Linked DNA regions of Homo sapiens: region 1 is linked to region 2. The links are chromatin loops, found by intact Hi-C in ENCODE. Cell type or tissue: PC-3. All regions are shown on one strand. Links, peaks and the distances in the headings refer to the core of each region. The heading gives the core; the rest is flanking DNA. Region 1 holds the start of LOC124901692 (a long non-coding RNA gene). Region 2 overlaps LOC107986815 (a long non-coding RNA gene).

What was found. Peaks named below come from ENCODE experiments on the same cell type or tissue, not always from the same donor. Only the 100,000 strongest peaks of a DNase experiment are listed, where the experiment ranks them.
Region 1: it touches region 2 in a loop (7-fold over the local background); 3 of 110 quality-filtered maps call a loop at or near these places.

The regions. Positions count from the first base shown.
Region 1 is chr7:88,287,012-88,292,402 of GRCh38, reverse strand. The region is part of intron 1 of STEAP4 (STEAP4 metalloreductase); the gene reads left to right. LOC124901692 (a long non-coding RNA gene) reads right to left here and starts at 916. Exons shown (of 2, transcript XR_007060420.1): 1 at 93-916. In PC-3, for the core only: no CTCF peak of the experiment used is centred there; DNase peaks (open chromatin) are centred at 422 and 2,682; H3K27ac peaks cover 3,846 bases.
Region 2 is chr7:88,355,272-88,360,662 of GRCh38, reverse strand. The region is part of intron 1 of LOC107986815 (a long non-coding RNA gene); the gene reads right to left. Among named protein-coding and RNA genes, the nearest start is that of STEAP4, 51 kb to the right of the region's middle. In PC-3, for the core only: CTCF peaks have their summits at 2,247 (motif pointing right) and 3,180; a DNase peak (open chromatin) is centred at 3,172; H3K4me3 peaks cover 653 bases.

The sequences.
Region 1 (5,391 bases), core at 137-5,136, 68 kb after region 2:
TTATTTTTGTAATTCCCTTTGGACCTTTTTATGTTTCTACTATGCTGGAATCCTCAAAAGCTGGAAGGGCCTGAGCCTCTCAGACCTCTTACCTCTGAGAGGTGAGAGAAGTAAAATTCACCAGCCAGGCTGGCTCTAACATCCTCATGGGAAGCCTAGTTGGAAACATCCCAGAAGAATACTGCCTCAGGTTTCCAAGGCCTGTGGGGTGAGATCTGCAAAGAGAGGGATGATAAGCAGGACTCCTCCTGACCCACACTTGGTCCCTCATATGACACACACACTCACATACACACACACACACGCGCGCGCACACACACACATGGTTTCTCAGAGTCAGCTGCTACCATGGCCTTCATTGTCATCTTTGCCACCTTTGTATCTGCGTCACTGATTGCTAATTCCTAATCTATGTAAACACCCTTGTGAGATCACTTTACGCATCTTGGCTGTCATCTCTGGGAAATGATTCCATAAGAGGCAAAACCAGTCCTGCAGATTTTCCAAACCCAGAAATATTTCTGTTGTATTTCCTGTTACATAACTGAGGTTTGTGGAGAGCCCATGAGACTGAAGGAAGGAGAGGAAACCCCTATGTTGTGTTTTAACTATTTTAACCCACGTTTCCCTTAATAACTCTTCTTCCTGTTTACTACCTTTTTTATTATTTTCTTTATTATTTCTATCCTGGATATAAGAGTAAAGTAGGACTAGAAAACTTTTTTAAGTCTTTGAACAAGGAACCTCCATGAACGTATATTTACACACAGCTATTTTGAGTTTCAAGATGCCTGAAAAGGGTGTAGCAGCATTCTTTAGATAGTACCTAATGCAAAATGCACCCTCAACTTGATCTCCCTTGTGGTTGAGAGTGTGCATATATCTATTTCTTTTCTTTTTTTTTTTTTTTCTTTTTGAGATGGAGTCTTGCTCTGTTGCCCAGGCTGGAGTGCAGCAGTGCGATCTCGGCTCACTACAGCCTCCACCTCCCAGGTTCAAGCGATCTTTCCCCTTCAGCCTCTCCAATAGCTGGAATTACAAGTGTGTTCCACCACACCTGGCTAATTTTTTGTGTATTTTTAGTAGAGGCGGGGTGTCACCATGTTGGCCAAGCTGGTCTCGAGCTCCTGACCTCAAGTGATCCTCAAACGCCATTTTATATAGAGTTTTATTTATAAGAAATAAGTGGGACAAGTAGGAGATTCTTAAGAATCGTTGCACTCTAGTTCAGATATTTTTTATATATTTATAATAATCATAGTTATATAAGCATAATTAACCCTTAATTTGTAAAGTTTATATAAAGGCTACATTAATTAGATACTTGATTCAATAACTAATAGATTACCAATCTATTTAAAATACCCATTTTCTTAAACACTTACTAGGTCTCAAGAACTGTTTTGAGATGCAGGAATTCATCTAATTTTCACTGCCGGGCGAGGTGTGAGAGCCCTAGCATCTGAAAGTGGTCGACTTGCGAGTTGGTAAGAAGAATTTAATAACAACAGAATAGGTTTGAAAAAGGAAAGTTTTAGTAGAAAGAAAGAACACTGCAGAAGAGTGCAGCAGGGCGCCTTAGCAAGATAGAACTGAGTGGGCCATGGTGGATTCTCCTTGGGAGCATTTATGGACCTTAAGACAGAAGCTTGAGGGTAATTTGGACCATATTAGCCAGACAGGTCATGATAAATGATGACATTTATAGTCATTTTGGTGCCTTTGTGTCAGCAAGGGTTGCACAATGAGTTTCAGCATAGCGTTCTGGAGATGTATAGAAATTTTAGTTACTTAGAAATTTTTTTGAAAGAGGCCTGGAACCAGATGCCTATTTAGATACTAGAGAATTTTAAATACTTCTAAATTCCCTCGATACGGAGTTTTGCCTCTGATGGCCTAGTTGATGGTCACCAGGTGTTCTTTGCTCCCTTCATGATACTTCTAAATTCCTCAGATACGGAGTTTTTTGTCTCCAGTACCTGTTCATGGTCATTAGCTGATTTTTGCTGTCCTCACTCGCAGTATCTTTCAAGTAGGTACTAGCAATCCCTCATTTTACAGATGATGAAACTGAGACACAGAGTTTGAGTAACTTTCTCAAGGTGACATTGCTGGTAAGAGGCAAAGCAAAAAATAGGACCATGAAGTCAATATCTTCATTAAAAAATTTATGAAAGATTAGAATAAATGAATATAGTGACCAAATAGTCAAAATGGTCTGGAATCACTCTCTCTTTGCAATGATTAAGATAATCCAAATGAGAATATTTCAGTTAACAAAATCCATCTCATTACAGGATACTGGCAACTGCATCAAATCTACATTTTGCTTGCAAATGTTCATCCAGTATGAAAGAGAGAATAAAAATATTAGGATAAAATAATTTTTTTAAGTGAGGAGATAGGCAGTCACACATTCTTTTGTGACACAAACCAGTTCTACAGTAGAATAATGAAGGCATTGTTCAGCAGTTTGAAGGTTTGATTTATAAAACTAGGTGTTAACTGATTGGCAATCAACCAATAGAAGGTAAATTGCTAAACTAGTCTGCATGTGCAGATGCTAGTAAGAAATTTTCAAAGGCACAGCTGCACTTTTATACAAAGTTCCCTGATCATCTACAGGTACTTCCCCACATGTGGTCATGACCTTTGATGACACCCATTCAGGATATCAGTCGCCAGTTTGTTTATAAAATGATTCAGATGTACTTAATTAGATTATTCAGAGTTTCTGTGGGAGTGCAGGAATGTCCTGTATTTCTTGTCCCTTTCTCCCATAACTTCTACCTCCCTACAAAGGCCTAAATGCTCTGCTTTTGATGGAGGCGTGCAACTTCAGATAAGCTCCGGTAAGAATATAGGTGTTTTTGATAGGCTAAAATGGAAAGCACAAATTTCTGAAACCCCAGGAAAAAGGTGCAAACTCTACATACACTGTGCAATCTGCATGAAATCCACCATAGGAGAATTGAGTAGTGATTAAGTCTGGTTTGAAAATTCTGCATCAAATTCACAGAGTTTTACTTTCAACCCATTTGGGTGAAAGAAATAATGTCCTTACAACATCTCTTCCACTTCTTTCCTTCTTTCTTACTCTTCTCCATTGGTTACTCTTTAATCATTCAGCATCTTCCTTTTTATTTATCTCACACTGTGCCTGGGACACAGAGTAAACTTTTGTACTTCCAGCCCCTTCATCCCACCCTTTTAATATAGTTCAACGAATATTTATAAATTTCCTAGACTGTGGTAGTTAGTGCTTTTCTGAGCACTGAAGATACATCATTGAACAATAGACACACACAAACACACACACATACACACACACACACACACACGCGCATGCATGCACCAAAAAAAATAAAAGATTAACTGAAAGCTTAAACTACATATTGGAAAAGAAACATTTTTGAGAAAAATTCAATACTGAAAGAAAAGATATTCTTCAAAAGTATAAAAAACAACCTAGATTATTGCAGGAGATCATACAAACTGGTTTGTTTTTTATTTAAATTCTACAGCCACATGGTTCATAACAGTATTTCAGTTTAGTTTTAACTTGCATTTTTTTTTAGTTTTGGGTAATATTAAGAATATTTTACTGTGTTTAGAAGTCTTTTATATATTTCCTTAGGATAAACTATCAGCTCATATTCTTTGCCCAATTTTCTAATGGGCAATTGTTTTTTTCTCATTGATTTATATGAGTTGAAAAATATTTTTTCCAGTTCGTTGATTATCTTCATTATGACATTGCTTAGCGGTTTTGCATTGCAGAAGTTATTTATTTTTATGCAATCACATTTGTCCAACTATTTGTTAATGGTTTAATGATGTAGGAAGAGGACCTTCCCCTCTAAGATTATAAAAGAATGTTCCATGGTTTCTTCTAGTTCTGTTCTAGTTTCATTTTTCTAAAAATAAATCTTTAGCTGGGCACAGTGGCTCATGCCTGTAATCCCAGGACTTTGGGAGGCTGAGGTGGGCGGATCACCTGACATCAGGAGTTCGAGACCAGCCTGACCAACATGGAGAAACCCTGTCTCTACTAAAAATACAAAATTAGCCAGGCATGGTGGCACATGCCTATAATCCCAGCTACTCTGGAGGCTGAGGCAGGAGAATCACTTGAACCTGGGAGGCGGAGGTTGCAGTGAGCCAAGATCACAGCATTGCACTCCAGCCTGGGCAACGAGAACGAAACTCTGTCTCACAAAATAAATAAATAAAATAAATCTTTAATTTATTTTGAATTTACCTTGGGGTGGAGTATAAGGTATAAATTTATTTTTTTCTTTCAGGTAACTCTTGAGTTGCCCCAACGTTGAAACCACCTTTGCAAAAATTCTAACTGAAGAAATTATGACAGTGAAAGAGATCAGAACTAACTGACTCCATCTGGCTTCTAACCTTTAAGCTGTCCTTGTTCATTCCTGGTTGCAGGCAGAACTAACCTTGGGAAGGAATTTAGTTTATGGTTTGGCTCTGAAACAAAATTGATAATGTCCCTTTTCCCAAAAAGACCCACTTCTTGCCTGGGGACCAGTCTGCCTTTGTAGGACTAACAGATTAACTACAGGATTAGATATTACATTTTAGGGGTCATGCAGCCTCTGGCTACAAGAGTCTGACCTTCCCCAGATTGCTCCTATGGATAGCATTACTATTATAAAACCTAAGATCAGTGCTTGAGATATTTTGCAGACCCTGCACTGGATGGATCAGCTGACACCACCCAGATTGGTAATCTGGCTTAACCACTTCTGCGATCCCCTCTATAATTCTATCTCCAACCTGACCAATCAGCACTTCCCACTTTCGAGCTCCTATTTTAATTTAAATTATCTTTAAGAACTCTGATCTTCGTGCTCTGGGAAACTGATTTGTGTAATAATAATACTCGTGTCTCCCATACAGCCAGCTCTGCCTGAATTACTCCTTCTCCATTGCAATCCCCCTGTCATGATAAATTGGCTCTGTCTAGGCAGCAGGCAAGGTGAATCCATTGGGCAGTTACAAATTTGGGGGCTCGACCAGGATTGCCTTTGTTGTTACCTGCTCTGTAGCCCACCTCTGGTGATGGATCTGGAGGCCAACCCAAGTGGCCACCTAGTTCTCTTGGACTAGGGGCTGACTCTGGCACTCTCTGCCAGTGGGGTGCTGCTGACCCAATGTGCATGGATTCAATTGCAGTGGAGAAGTAATGCTAGGGAGATATCTCATAACTGTAGCCTCATCACTGGGTGTCTGTAGCTGTAGCCTCAATGCAAGGTGTCTGATTTGGTGAGTATTCCAGGCAGCTACCAACAGCCCCTTCCTTCTCCTGATTTATTGGCCTCTCTGGAGGTGCTGCTGTCTCTTAGTAACCTCCCAGGGTGTCTGTCTGTA
Region 2 (5,391 bases), core at 96-5,095:
AAAGACCAAATTTAAATTTCTTATATCACAATATTGCAACTACAATATTCAAGTTTTACACATAAGGAAACTGAGGCACAAGGTAGCTGAAGAGCCTCCATGAGGCCTTACAATGCAATTTGATTCCAGTCTGACTGCTGAGACACTTCTCTCAAACACTACACTCTACTGCCTCTCATTCACTATAGTATTCCTCAGTGTCTGTCACATATCAGTGCTCAATAAATATAAGTGAAATGAATGAGACATTTCATAACCCCTGTAGCCGTCACCTACTAGAAGTGAGGTCTTTGAGGGGAGACACTGTCTTATTCATTTTGTCCTAATCCCCAGTACCTAGCATAATGCCATAGGGTGGATGCTCAAAAGTTGTTTGATGGATGAAAAATGAATAAATGTGTAAATACAGACTCAGATAGCTATAGGTAATATAAACCAGAAGTGGACAAATCACATGGTAAAATAGGAAAGAGTGGGTATAGTTCTCCATCTTCTCGCAATTCCATGTAGTGGTCTAGAATAATGAACGCAATGATCAATTGTATTATTTAGTTTCTCTTATCAAGCTGTTAGTAGGATACAGAATAGAATTGTGAATTCTTGTTTGCAAAAATCCCCCGTTTTTATGATGTATATAATAATGGGTCCCAGAAGAAGAGCTATATTAAAAAACAAAATGAAGACAAGAAAATAACCATATCAAAGATGAATAAAAACTTAGATACACAAGCAGTGCTTCTGTCCAGTAAAGTAGTCTTGGTAGCAGAGGAAAGTAAATACTTTCCCCTGGAGCATAGCAAAAAGCAGCCTGCCACAGCACAAAATTTCATGGAGGTCTCTTTTTTTAATCTTAAAAATTCATCTTTATTTTCATTCTGAGGTATCTCAATTTTTGATTTACCACAAAAATAATGTTTGATTACTTACCATTATGTAAAATGAAAAGACCACCATCTTTTCCTTTAGCATTCAGTACTGTGGAATATGTTAGCCTATTTGAGAAATCAGGGACCATAGCATCTGGCAAAGACTTTCATTTAGAAGCCTAAATATTTAGAAGCACCTTACAAATTCATTAAGTGAGATATAGAGAACCCAAATAAGCATAATGAAATTAGGTTAATTTGGCATGAGAAATAGTATCTGTGCATTCAGCAAATATACTTCCTTAATAACCGTACTGAACAACCATATATAAAGGTAAACAAATACTAAAGCTAGCTATGATAGCTATTACTCAGGCTCAGAAATATTTGTTTCTCCTATGCAACCTGGGTAGATTAAACTTCCCTGGGTCCCTGAATCTGGCCATGGTGTGTTATTTGTGAGGTGAATAGAATGTTACTGGAAGTCACCTGTGTCAATTCCATGTGAAAGCATTAGAGTTAACATGCAATTTACCATGTTCTCTTTTCCCCACCACACTGACTAATAAGGCTATCTGTTCCAAAAAGTGCAGTTCCAGGATAATGCCACCTTCCCCAGCTGGATTGCTGAGTTGTCACACAGAGGCAGTTGTATGGGAGAGTTACTCTGAAGAAGAAATAAACTTTCGCTACGTTAAAGCCACTGAGTTGTTGTTACTGCAGCAGAACCTAACCTATCCTGGCTAACACCATCCCAGGTGTTAAACTCAAATAGACCAAGCTACATAAACATTAGATATCCCTATCTTATTTGTGCTTTATTAGTCCAGAGCTACAAGCAACATTCTATAGGCAATATGGTTATTTGTACTCTCTGCCTAACAGCTTTGGCTAAATTTATTCATGAACTGTTCTTTAAAAAAATAAATCTGCCAAAGTGGTTATTCAGCAGTATGTAAACAGTCAATTGGTGCTTTTCTTTTAAAACCGCTTTCACTGGTTGTAAAGAGAAAAACACGTAGCAGACTATAAAGTTCTCTACTGACATAGATAATATTGGTGAATATGCTACATTAAATACTAAAACTATCAGCAAATTACACCATGAAGCAAATACAAACCACCAAAAAATTTACAATAAATTCTTTTAATTATTAACTTTTAGTTATTCATTAACTTTTAAAATTCTGATGTCATATTATTTAACATCTCAACCAATTTTGGAAGTTATACAAACTTTTTTTTTTTTTTTTACTAGGCTCTATCCATCTGTGCCAGGGTTTCTTAACCTTTGCACTATTAACATTTCAGACTTGATGGTTTTCACTGTGGTAAGGGACTGTCCTGTGCATCCCTGCCCTCTGTACACTAGATGTCAGTAGCACTTCTGCAATTGTGACAATCAAAAATATCTCCAAACATTGACAAACGTCTAGTGGGGAGGGAGGACGTATCACAAAATTACCCCCAATTGAAAACTACTAACCTATTCCAGAGGTCCACAAAAAATAAAATATGAATTTCATCTGACAGCTCTATTGCTGCCTTACTGAAGTGATTTACAATAGTACATAGAGGTGATATAACAGGACTTTACTTTCATTATTGCACAAAGAAAACACAGTAAGTACCAAAACTTAGATAATAAAAATTTGCAAAACTAACAAAATAATTACTAGAAATCCCATCTCGATTAGCATGTTTATAGGCATGTCTTTCTGGATTCATTCATTCAACAGCTAGTTATTGAATAACTGCTTCATGTTGGGCACTGTGTATATACCAGAGATAAGAGTGTTAAGCCAGACAGACAAGATTCCAGCCTTCCTGGAGCTTACAGCCTCATGGGAGAAACAGATTCAGAGCCTTAAATATCAATTGCAAATGAAGATGTGTCATAAAGAAAAGTGCAGGTGCCTATGATACCACAGCACTGGGACTGGTTTAAGTGTGGCATCTTTGAAGAACTGTCGTCTTAATTGAATAGAAAGCTATGTCTAACTAGTTGGCACTCAAGTAGTACTTACTAACCACCAGGCATTTTTCTCACATTCTATTTTTTAAAACTCATTTAATCCTCTCAACAACTGCATGAGATAACTATAATTATTACTAAAATAATTAATTTAGTAATTATTTCTGAAATAAAATAACTGAAAATGAATACAGAGAGACCAGGTGCCTTTTCCTAGATCACAAAGCTAGTGTGTGGAAGAGGCAAAATTTGAACTGGTTCATGTTCCTAAGGACTAACCCATCAGCCTTCCACCCCCAACATGAGCCAATCCCAGCAGAAGGAGGCAGTGTTGTCCTGTCCTGTTCACTTTGTCCACAGGCTGGCAGAGAGTGTGTTTCTCTGTTTCCCTGGCAAGGAGGAGTGACCTTCCAGTCACCGAGGAGAGAGTACTGAAATCCACCTCATTATATATTTATGGTAGTTTCCTAGTTAAATGCAGCCTCCTCCTTAAATTCTTTCTTGGGAGGAGATGAGGTATGCATTATTTATAAATTATTTAATTATTGTGGGAATTAAGCAACAGAACACTCTGACACTATAATTGAAGAGAGGTAGAAGGTTCCAAAAGGCTGAATTCACAACAGCAAATTGTTCAAATACATATTTTTGATTAGTCAGGAGTTTCGACAGAATTTCCAGGCTAACAAGCTAATATGCTCTCATCTGAAATGAATACTTTCATTCAGCATCTATATGTTGTACGTGTGTGTTTGCAAGGAGCTGAAGTGAAATCTCCTCATGAGAATTATTTCTAATATCCTAAATGATCTAAATCACACACTAGCTATGGTGATAATGATTAATCATATAAGTCTTATACATTATATAAGTATGATAAAAAGGATTTCAATACTCCTGAATATGTTCTTTTTATTGCTGTTCTTTTTTTGAGGTACTGTTGGTTTGATTTTTACATGACCATATTATATAGAAATTCTAAATGTTTCTAAAGGGAATAATGAAGTGACTTTTGATTTTTAACTCACTTCCTATAAGGATGATGCCTCTTTTCAGAATTTATGATGTATATAATTATCTCAGTTGGTTAGAATGGCTTTGATCCACATGTCACTTTGCCCTGTGGACATAGCTGCTTTGGGTCCCTCAACATAATCTATTATCAAATTTTTAAAAAGACCCAAAGACATTAGGGACTAACAATTTTATCTTCTTATGTGATGCACCTTTCAGACAGCAAAATCACAGGGAGTGGGGTACTCTGATTAATTCCATATTCTAGATAATTGACAATTATCTAGGAAAGCCTTAGCATCTCATTTCTATAGGTGAAAATATTTGCAACATGTATCTGTACATGTTCGTGTTTTTGTAAGTAATACTTAAATGTCCGTGTGTGATGGTTAATTTTACACATATGTGTCAACTTGACTGGGCCACAGGATGCCAGATATCTGATTAAATATTATCTCTGGATGTATCTGTGAAGGTGTTTCAGAAAGATTCGCATTTGGATAGGTGGACTAAGTAAAGCAGATGACCCTCCCTAACGTGGGAGGGCTTCATCCCATCCATCCAGGTGTTGAGTAGAACAAAAAAGAGGAGAAATGTTGGATTTGCTCTCTCTGCCTAGCTTTTGAGCTGGGACATCAATCTTCTCCTGCCTTCAACACTCTTGGTTCTCAAACCTTGAGACTGGGGATAATATCTACACCATTGGTTCTCTGGCTCTCAGGTCTTTGAATTACATCACAGGCTTTCTTGGGTCTCCAGTTTGTAGACAGCAGATCTGGAACTACTTGACCTCCATAATTCACAAGAGGCAATACCCTATAATAAATGTCTTTATATGTGGTGTGTGTGTGTATGTGTGTGTGTGTGAAGGTTCTGGAGAATGGTGACTAATATACCATGTGGGAATGGATGATGGATGTCCCCATGATATGGGGACAAAGGATCATAGCATGGAAATTTAAGATAATTTTACAATATTGCAAATGGAAGTGTCAGAATAGCACAAGATTGAGTTGAATGTGTACACATCTCAGGATATTCACTGACAATTGCTTTAAAAAATACTAATGTCAATTTATTCTATTATCACTTGCCTCATTAATCAAAAAGTGAACTTCAAAAGAAAATGGGCTTGATTCTGTTCAACTGTTATGGCATGATGAACAACTGGGAGGCACAAAAAGAATTTGTTTGATAATTTAATTCCCATGATAGTTTTTTTTTTATTTCCCCCAACCAGAAAAAAAATCTTTACTTTCTATTACTATTGTTGTAATTATCAGCTGTTTTGAAAATCACACAATAATGTCTACTATAATTCTAATATTGTCTAATTGTATTATTGGTGATTTATCAGCCAATTAAGAAGAAGCAATACATTAGATTAAAAAGTGGTGTATGTGTATGTGTTCGTATTTTTAAACCACCTCACATGTGCTGCTTAAACCTAAGTCTTTTTGAAATTTTTGACAGGATTCTCTCTTGCCTTTATCCTTCTGAGTATTGTTTTTCTTTTTAAAGAAAAGGTATTGAGTA